Regions from separate parts of the Homo sapiens genome. Here region 2 is linked to region 1. A link is a loop called in an ENCODE intact Hi-C map of the cell type or tissue named here. Cell type or tissue: MCF 10A. All regions are shown on one strand. Region 1 overlaps SMOC1 (SPARC related modular calcium binding 1). Region 2 overlaps SMOC1 (SPARC related modular calcium binding 1).

Region 1 (5,000 bases):
AACCTATAACCTGGTTTCCAATGCTAGCTTCCTACTGAGAGGTTTGGTGAGCTTGGGAAAGTTAATTAACTTCCCTGAGTCTTGATTTCCTTATATGTAAAACAAAGTTTTAGTGCCTTGCAGGATTTCTTTGTGAGGACTCAAGAGCATCTGTGTAATGCCTGGCACATAGTAGGTATACCATAAATGATTTTTTAAACCCAACAAAACACTGGTGACTCTTGGTGGAATATCTTTATGTCTTTTGCTAGCCACTTGTCACATGTTATCATATTTGGTTTAATGAGAAGTCAGATATACCTTAATGATAACTTATGTCTGGATATTTGGCTCTGGTAGGGACTGGAGCCTTTTGGCCAAACACCTGAGACAGTTTTTCATTAGAGTTTGATGGATGATCCTGGGTTCAGGTGTGCTTCAGCCTGCATCCCCGGGGAGGTTGCCATGGGACTCCGTGAAGCCCATCGGGGTGAGAGCTCTTCTTCTCAGCTGTCTCTCAGAGGCAAAAAGGCTATCCCAGTTTCTTTTACACCCCACACATCCTTTTTTCACACTCAGACCCTGTGACGCCAGGTTTGTTTTCTGGCCTGGGGATTGTTGATGTTGGAAAGGTTCCACTGGGCAGCTGAAGTTTTGCAATAACATGACACATATGCCTACAGACTCTCCTAGTCTCCCTCTCTGCTCCTGGAAGTTTTGGCCCTTGTTTTTAAGGCTTTGTCATGTGTTCACTATAGTCAGTGTCGCCTTTTGAGTAATTGGCAGGTTCAGCATTGACAGATTTGCTTCTTTGCTCTTCTCTTCAGTTCTCGCCTCCATTGAACCTCTCCTCCATTGCATCTCCAGTGCACCAGGAATTCCTTTTGCATTCAGGAAGACAATGTACCTGGCCAGCTAATACGCTAGAACTTGAGAACAGCATCTTCCCATAGATGAGTGTTGGATGGAGCCTCTGTTCTGCTTTTATAAGGAAATATGAACTCTTGCTAAGTTTTTTTTTTTTTTAAATCAGGGGTTGGCTACCAAGGCATTTCTTAATATACCTAGTGTTTAAAATATTTTTTAACCATCTATATGTTACAGAAGATAAAGATATGAAATAAGTGACAAGAATTAGGTTTCATCTAATTCTTCACCTCATCTTCTCATGTTTCTAATTTGACTATGTGCAGGCACTTTCCTATGGCTCTGATTTACATCTTTGTTTCTATATGACGAACTTCCACCCTTTCTCTTCTGGGCAAGTATAATCTCTCAGGAAATATCTTCATGCACTTCTCTGTGCAGCAAAGTAATGCTCCCAAGGCCCACCACTCATTTCCTTCTGCCCTGGGGGCTTGACTCTGTGGCCTCAAGTGGAGTAGAGAGGTGTGACTTCCCTCTTTGTTTTGTCATCTCTTTCTTTCCTTTGTCCCTGTTTTTTTCCAGTTAACTTCTTCCATGATCTGATCAAGGGCCTCAAGGAGGCCCTAGACCCTGGCCCTGTGAGTTAAATCTGAAAGGGCCATGCCTTTCCTCCCTTGCCTCTTAGACCCACAGCGCTCCCTTCTCTACATCATTGAATGGAGCAGCTCATGGTGACTCTGCTCCCTGGAGATACAGCCATCAGCACAGACATAAGGTGGAAATGCATTTCTTTTAAGTTTTACCATGAAAGTGACACCCTGGCCTCCTCGTGCATGACTGTGACTGTGTTTTCTCATGTCACCTTACCTGTCACAGGTAAGCTGTTCACAGTATCAGAGTGCTGCTCTTCTAGGCCTGCTTCAGGCCATTTGGCCACGTCTTGGATTGCTTCTTCCTCACCCAGGAAGTTCCTGCTGGGATAGCTGCTATGACTGGGACTTGGGGTCACTGAGGCAACTGCACCTCCTGGCTGGATTCCCCACCCCCCAAGCCAGCACTCTTGGCCCGCCTAGAAACCACCGGCTGATGTAATGACTTGAGGCCTGGAAAAATAAACAGCTCGCAGGGAAACCAGCGGTAGCCGTCGTAAGCAAATACCCCATGGCCACCTGGAATCTCGCACATGACGTGATTGGGAGGAAGAATGAGTAATCCACTAACGTTAGCAGCCGAGGATGGGTCTGGGCTTGTGTGCATTTAAAATATCTATATAAAAATACACCCTGGATATTTATTTCCATAACTGGCCTTCTGGATGTCTGCCCATCTCTCTGATGCAGGTGCCTTGGTCAATCATGGCCAGTAGAATTGAGCTGGGGATGGGGGATGGGTGGTCATCCCTATGGCTTTCTCCATGGCAACAAAGGCCTTTTTCTTTCTTAAAATTTCCCTTTGCGGAGAGAAGCAATAAACACACTTGGAGGCCCCATGAAGCCTAGCCGCACAGTCCATTTTTACCTTGTTTTAAAATTAGCTTTCCTGGTCGCCTTGCTCCTTTGCCCCATGTTGTCTGCTTGGAACACAAAGGTGTGGGAGGGTGGAGGGATGTGCTGCAGGACACAGCACTGGGATGACGTGCTGCACCAGCAAGGGTTCTGTTTCTGTTTCTGGAGGTGAGTGTGTCTGCTTTTTAATGTTAGATAGCAAAACTACGTGCCCTGGTATTTTCCTTTTGGCCTCTGCTGCTAAGACACTGAAATTGAAGATCTTGCCCAGGTATTGTCATTGGCTCATTCCAATTTTCTGGAAGTCAACTACAGTCTCTGCTTAGATCTGAGCATCCTTGTTCTGTGTTTATTTGTAAAGTGGCTTTGGAAGTAGACGGGGTCTACATCTCATAAACACACTCACACAGGCAACACTCATGTTTTGGGGAGTAAAGAGTGAAGTTGTGATACTTTATTTTGATAAATTTAAATAGCTTTTCCATCTTCCACCTTTGTCTGTGCCTTCTCCTCCCTTTCTGTCTAAATTTTTATTTGCTAGAACTTGCTCTTAAAAGTACGGAGACTGTCAGTTTAAGGCCAATGAAAGTACAGAGACTGTCAGGTTAAAGCCAATGAAGTTACTGAGAAAAACTAGAAAAAAGGCAGCTTGCTATTTCTCAGTACTTGTCATTGCAAAGATACTGTGAAGTATTTCATATTCTTTTTGGTGGAAGGGTCATATCTGCTCACTTAATGCCATGAGTCAATAGAGATGGGAACTTTTCTAAAATTTGAGCGGGTGCGAGTCAGTGATGCCTTGGGGGAAAAGTTAAAAAGAAAAATGCCTCCATGCTATATTGGGACAATCCATCCTGGAAGAAATATCCTCTGTAGAATTTCGATCTTGTTCTTCCCTGCCCTGTAGGAACTCAGTCTCTGCGTGGGAAGGAAGCGGTCACCACTTCAGACCATGGTGAGCCATGCATGACCATTTTGGGTTACACAGAGAGAAACTATTTAGACAGGCTGGTTGGTTTGTAATTTTCCCTTACACCTCCTCACCCATGACACTTCATCCCAGCAGCATGCCCTACTTACAGTGCCAACTGTAAACATCCCTGTGAGGAGGTGGCCTCGGCCAACGTCAGGGATATGGGGTGGACGGTGTTACTTTTGTGCTGAAGATGGGATCTCCGAGACATAGCAGGTTAGGTGTGGCTCACAGGCCACATAGCAGGGCTGTGGAAAGAGGTATGAGGTACGAGGGAGAACCTGAGAGCACCGAGCAGCCTTCCCCTTAACCCAGCCCCTTCCTGGTGCTCTGTTCCACTGGGACTTGGGAAGCTAAGTTTGGATCTGGCCCCTGAGTCACTGGGAAGTGCACCTGATTTTGTTTAATTGTAAGACTGTGGGCCGTTAGAGTGAGAAGGGCCTGAGAGTCATCTAGCATTGCCGCTTAGTTTTAAATGAGAAAACAGGAGCCCAGACTTGCTAAGGGCCTTGTCCAAGGTCATAGATCCATCAAGAACTATCATGTGCTAAGGCCTCTGTTTGCCACTGAGGGGTCAAAGGATGAAATACAAGGAACATTTAAGGCAGGAGCTGACCACTGGGCAGTGGTGCACCAAAGGGATGGGGGGTGATGGTGTGGTCCATACCAGTGGGGAGGAGTATTTTATCACTGACATTGTTTTGAATTGCTGGCATAGTGATTATAAAAAGCAGATAGACTCTTAGCTATATGTGCATATTTTTTTTAGTTTACCTACAGACCTAATACCCCTTTATTGCCTGCCTCTGGAGCATACTGCTCCATTCCCCTGCCCTTGGTCAGCTACTGGAGTCCTGTTGAGGAGACGGGTCATTCACAGGGATAGGGCAGGAAGACCATGTTTGCTCCACAATGCTACCTTAGACAAGCTAATAGGAATAGTAGCTACCATTTAGCAACTTACTGTGCCACCAGGTTTAATGTTTTTCACACACGATTGCATTTAATCTTCACAATGACCCTGTGAGGCATGTGCAAGAGTTACCTTACTTTTACACGTAAGGAACCTGAACTGGCCAAGGTCACAGAGAAAACAAGGGGTAGAGCCTGAATCATTGACCACAAAGCCCATGCTCTTGACTGCCTATATTGCCTCTATTCCAACTGTTGCTGACTTCAGAACCTCCTAACATGCCAGACCCTTCGATAGGAGTATGCAGGAGGAGTGATAGGCACTTACTACTGCTTTTAGCCTTGCCAAGGAAGCCCTAGTATTCCCTCATCCCCTACCTCTAGTTCCCTCTGACCGCCCTGAGTTCTCTCTGGCAGTTGAGCTTTTAGACCATCCTCACATCTCCATCTGGGCTGGAGCTGGAGACAGTTCTTCTCTTGGCCAGTGAGTTAATTAGAAAGGTGCTCCCTCCAGGGGGTCCTCCCGGGTCCCTTTGTAGGTTACAATTGAGGGATGATGTTAGATTTTTGCTTTCTTTTGCTGCCTATTCTGTGGGGGAAAGGGCTTTTTAGCTTAAAGGGGATGGAAAAACCCATGCCAACAGAAGTGTGACTTTAATTCGTGCAAATTCTGTTTCTATTCTCCCCATACCCTCCCTCTACCTGATACAAACCTGAGCACAATTTCGGTGGCTGACTTTGTTCTGTTTGCCAGCGATGTTTGC
Region 2 (5,000 bases), 110 kb before region 1:
TACCTATTCAGATCTTTTGCCCATTTTTTCATTGCATTGTTTTTTGTTTTTTTTGCTATTAAGTGATTTGAGTTCTCTGTGTACTTTGCATATTAACTCCTTATCAGATATACAGTTTGTGAATATGTTCTCCCATTCTCTAGGTTATCTCTTTACTTGGTTAATTGTTTTCCTTGGTGTGTAGAAGCTTTTTAGTTTGGTATAATTTCATTTGTCTATTTTTGCTTTTGTTGCTTGTGCTTTTGAGGTCCCCAAACCAAAGTCATGGAGCTTTCCCCCTATGTTTTCTTTTAATAGTGTCATAGTTTTGGATCTTACATTTAAGTCTTTAATTCATTTGAGTCAATTTTTGTATATGGTGAGAGATGAGGGTCTAATTTCATTCTTCTGCATGTGGATATCCAGTTTTCCTAACACCATTTATTGAAGATTTTCCTTTCCCCATTGTGTGTTCTTGGTACCTTTGTTGAAATCAGTTGTCTGTAAATGCGTGGATTTATTTTTGGGCTCTGTCTTCTGTTCCATTGGTCTATGTGTCTGTTTTTATGCCATTACCATGCTGTCTTGGTTCTATAGCTTTGTAGTTTATTTTGAAGTCATATAGTGTGATGCCTCTGGCTTTGTTCTTGTTACTTTTTACTTTGCTTTGGCTATTCAGGGTCTTTTGTGGTTCTACAAAAATTTTAGGGTTTTTTTTTCTATTTCTATGAAGAACATCTTAGTATTTTTATAGGGATTGCACTGAATCTGTAGATTGCTTTGGGAAGTATAGACATTTTCACAACATTTGCTCTTCCAATTCATGAACGTGACATCTCTTTCCATTCATTTGTGTATTCTTCAACCTGAAACTTATTTCTTAAATGTTTTAGATATTTGTTATTTCTTCTCTCACCTCTTGATCACTTGATTCATCCTTCAAAACCCAGTTCCAACATTACTCTCTAGGAACTTTTCTACAGAGCATTCTTTTTGCTTAGGAACGATTACTCTCTCCTTCGAACAACTTCTTTTTTTTTTTTTTTAAGGAAAATTTGTATTATTTTAATTATTTTTATGTACAGAAAACTCAACAGTGTACATTTAACCCAGTTTAGTGGCAAGTTCTTTAGCCTTTGCCTTTTTGCGCTTGGCGATACGAGCCACAGACTTAGGACCCAGGACATTGCCACCCCAGTGACGGCGGATCTCATCGTATCTGTCATTGTAATTGGTCCTGATAGCTTCCACCAGCTTAGCCAAAGCGCCTTTGTCTTCTGAGTTCACCTGTGTGAAGGCGACAGTGGTGCAGGTCTTCCTGTGGACTAGACGTCCCAGTCTTGCCTTCCCCTTGATAATGCAGTAAGGGACCCCCATTTTACGACATAGGGCAGGCAAGAAGACAACCAGCTCGATGGGATCCATGTCGTGTGAAATCACCACCAGCTGAGCTTTCTTGTTCTCCACCAAGGTGGTGACAGTGTTAACTCCTGCTCGAAGGACAGGTGGTCTCTTCTTCGGGACGTCCCCTTTGCCAGCAGCTTTCTTCTCGGCCCGGGCCAACAGTCTCTGCTTCTTCTCTTGCTTTGTCTCTGGCCTGTACTTGTGGGCCAGCTTAAGCAGCTGAGTAGCTGTTTGGCGGTCCAGGGCCTGGGTGAACTGGTTAATCGCAGGAGGCACTTTCAGCCGCTTATAGAGGATGGCTCTCTGCCGCTGCAACCTGATATAGCGGGGCCATTTCACAAAGCGGGTGAGGTCTCTTTTGGGCTGGATGTCCTGTCCAATGCCAAAATTCTTAGGCCTTTTCTCAAACAGGGGATTCACCACTTTCTTAGCCTCCTGCTTCTTCACGACAGCTGGGGCCGGAGCCACCTTCTTTCCCTTGGCCTTCTTTCCTTTCGGCATCTTGGGCAGCGGGAGGAGAGAGCTCCTTTGAACAACTTCTATATCTGGTCCACTTGTATTCTAACTTGTATTAATCCTCCTGCAGTGAGCATCTTAATATCAGGCCAGCATCTTCCTCTTCTTTGCACCAAGTTGGCCCTTTAGCATTTCATGCATGATCTGTTTTGTTAAATGAACAAATCTGCAAGCCCCTTGAGGACAGAATAGAGACCTCATTCATCAGGGTGCTTGTCACATTGTAAAGCATTCTGTAAATATATATTGAAATGAAGTGGACTGCATAATGATGTCCAACCTGAACCCCTGCTGTTGTTTAAATCTGAAATTGGTTACTTACAAACTGGCTTTTCCATTTTTGAGTTTTTGTTCTTTGTTTAAAAATAAGTGTGTTTGGTAGTTACAGGAAGGCTGGGGGAAGAGAGACTCAACATGCGAATTTGAATAGGGAAACTGGCTTTATAGCTCCTCCCCAGTCCTTTTTTGTATCTTGCATTTGCCAAGAGTGAAACAGCTTCTAAACTGTTTCCTTCCATTTGACTAGCCCATCCCAGCATCTGGTCCAGGGTGGGTCCTTGTGTCTGCTTAGATGCTTTTCCTATTATCTGTGCCCCTGACAAGAATCCTTCTTTTCCATATGGGGGGATTTAGCTGAAGTGCTACTGAAGTGTTAGGCCAAGGACCAGATTTAAACATTTTGGTAGAGCTGACATGTGAAATTTATAGAAACAAAAGGACAGGAAGAGGAAACAATCATCTTAGAATCTCTAGGAAATGCAATCAAAATAGAAAAGAATTGATATGATCTAATTATCTTCTGAAGTTGAGTATTCACATTTCTTATGGCCCAGCAATTCCACTCCGGCTCTATGTGCCCAGGAGAAACTCATGTCCTGTGCAACTATGTTTATAATATCACATGCCTGGAAAGAGCCCAGATGCTCATCAGTGGGAGGGCAGATGAGTAAACTGTGATGAATTCACAGTGTAAAATTATACTCAGCCAAAACAAGTGAACAACAGTGACATGCAAAAATATGGATAAATCTTGGCAATATGATATTAAGTGAAAGAAAATTACCAAAAGATACAGTAACTTATAAATAACTAAAATTAAAAAAAAGTTTTTAGGACTACATACAGCTACAACAAAATGCTATGAAAAGCATAGTAAAGTAATGATGGATACAGATTCAGGGTGAAGTTAGGGTGAGGCAGGGGGATAGGATGGGTAAAACCATATGGTTGGTGTGGGTTGGTGTTGATACTCTACCTTTTTGGGGGAGAGGGAGGATGGGCTAAAGGCATTTGTCCATTATTCAAGATCTAATAGCTGATAAAAAAGTGAGCCCTGCATAAACCAATGCTGAGTGTATCATGAGCCAAAGATTAAAATTAATTCAATTCTTTGCATGTGAGGTCAAACAAAAAGTCCCAGAGTAAGGGACTCCTTTCTTGCCACCTTCTGCTTCCTCCCCACCTTTCAAGATGTGCATGTGGCTCTATCTAAAATAACCCCACTGGGGAGTGATTTTGGCTTCTAGACCCAGAGCAGACCCAGGCCCTGGCATAAACGTCTGCATCAGGTGGCCTAAGGGCTCATTTGTAAAGCTAAGCTGGCAGTGGGCAGTCTTCCCTTTTCCTTGCTCAGGGTGATTCACCCTGCAGAGTGGAAGTGTTCATGAGCTGATGCATGGGTCAGAAACTTTATTTGCCAGTGGGGCCTGTGGGTGGAGGTAGTGTCTGGACTAGGGGAAGGCCTGTTTCTAGTTTGATGCCTGTCTTTATTCCAACCTCCCCTCACCGCCTTTTGCAGGAGCTGGGGGTGGGATGCATGGTCCTGCTTAGCAGGTACAGGGCACCCTTTCTCTCTGGGCCACATAGAGATTTATTGTTTAGGCAGCCAAGTCCTGGTATTGCTGCTAGTGGTAGAGGATGTCAGTGTGGAGGGCCCCCTCCTTCCATGTTTGGGGAGGACAAAGGTTGAGTTGCGGATGAGAAATAAATCGGAGCTGCTTGTGAGGCCGCCAAACAGGGTTAGATTTGTACAGTATGTGCTCTGCATGGGTCATGAGTCACTGAGAGGTTCAGAGATTGGATTGCCATGAATCACTTCCAACTGTCCCCATGAAGACCCCAAAGCAACATAGGTGACTATAGGGTTTTCTTTTGCATCCAACATCATTCGGAATTCAGTTGCTAGATCACAAAATAATCTTACCTTTGGCCACATCTAAGCTTGTTAGGTATGGAGCTCTGCATACTTCCTGGACGTCACCTTGGTTGATTTCAGCATCCTTTTTTTGAGTCAGAATGGGGCAGCCTCTCTAAGACAGGAAAGGTAGCTCTCATCTCAGTAGAGCCTTTCCCACCACCAGGGAGCACTGGGACTGAGCAAAGTTCCATGAGGTCAGGCATAATGTGTTTTGAAACCTGACAAATTATCTAGAGGTTTGAACAACTACGCCTCGCCTCCTTAAAATCTATTTTACACTACGGTGTTGATTGGATTCTATAAGATAAGGGCTGAAAGCCTTTTTTTTTTCTTTTAAAGTATTGACAGTGGAGAAAAATTGGACCTGCTTCCCAGAGTGGTTTATTTTTAGAACTAGATATGCATTCTAAGGCAGTGCTGGGAGTTTTAAATAATTTTTATGGATGTTCATTATGCATTTATTCTTGAAACTTCTGCCAAACCCCTGGGGAGAGGACACATTGTAGATAACAAATAAAAGAGTGAGATAGGGAGTGTTATAAAAGGACGTGTATTACTCCTTCACTTCCTCCTTCCAAAGTGCCAGTGACCTGCTTAAAAACGATGATGCCAGTGACTTCTCTTCATCCACAGAACTTTCCACAAGGATGGACATGTTTTATAACTGCACTGTCCAATATTAGCCACATGTGGCTATTGAATATTTGAAATGTGGTTAGTACACTGAGGACCTGAATTTTAAATTAAATTAAATTAATGTAAATATGAATGTTAATAGCCACATGTGGTTGGTGGCTATCATATTGGACAGTGCTGGACTCTGACCAGTGTGTCCAACCTTACCTTCTGCTGGATACCCCCATGTGCCCTAGACCTCAGCAGGGCTGAACCACTGTACTTCCTG

The links. Hi-C counts contacts between places; a loop is a spot of excess contacts. Peaks named below come from ENCODE experiments on the same cell type or tissue, not always from the same donor. Only the 100,000 strongest peaks of a DNase experiment are listed, where the experiment ranks them.
Region 2: it touches region 1 in a loop (6-fold over the local background); 3 of 110 quality-filtered maps call a loop at or near these places.

What each region holds. Positions count from the first base shown.
Region 1 is chr14:69,997,438-70,002,437 of GRCh38, forward strand. The region is part of intron 7 of SMOC1 (SPARC related modular calcium binding 1); the gene reads left to right. Among named protein-coding and RNA genes, the nearest start is that of SNORD169, 22 kb to the left of the region's middle. In MCF 10A, no CTCF peak of the experiment used is centred here; DNase peaks (open chromatin) are centred at 624 and 2,004.
Region 2 is chr14:69,884,257-69,889,256 of GRCh38, forward strand. All of the region lies in intron 1 of SMOC1 (SPARC related modular calcium binding 1), which reads left to right. It also overlaps the pseudogene RPL7AP6. Among named protein-coding and RNA genes, the nearest start is that of SMOC1, 7.3 kb to the left of the region's middle. In MCF 10A, no CTCF peak of the experiment used is centred here; DNase peaks (open chromatin) are centred at 2,815 and 3,545.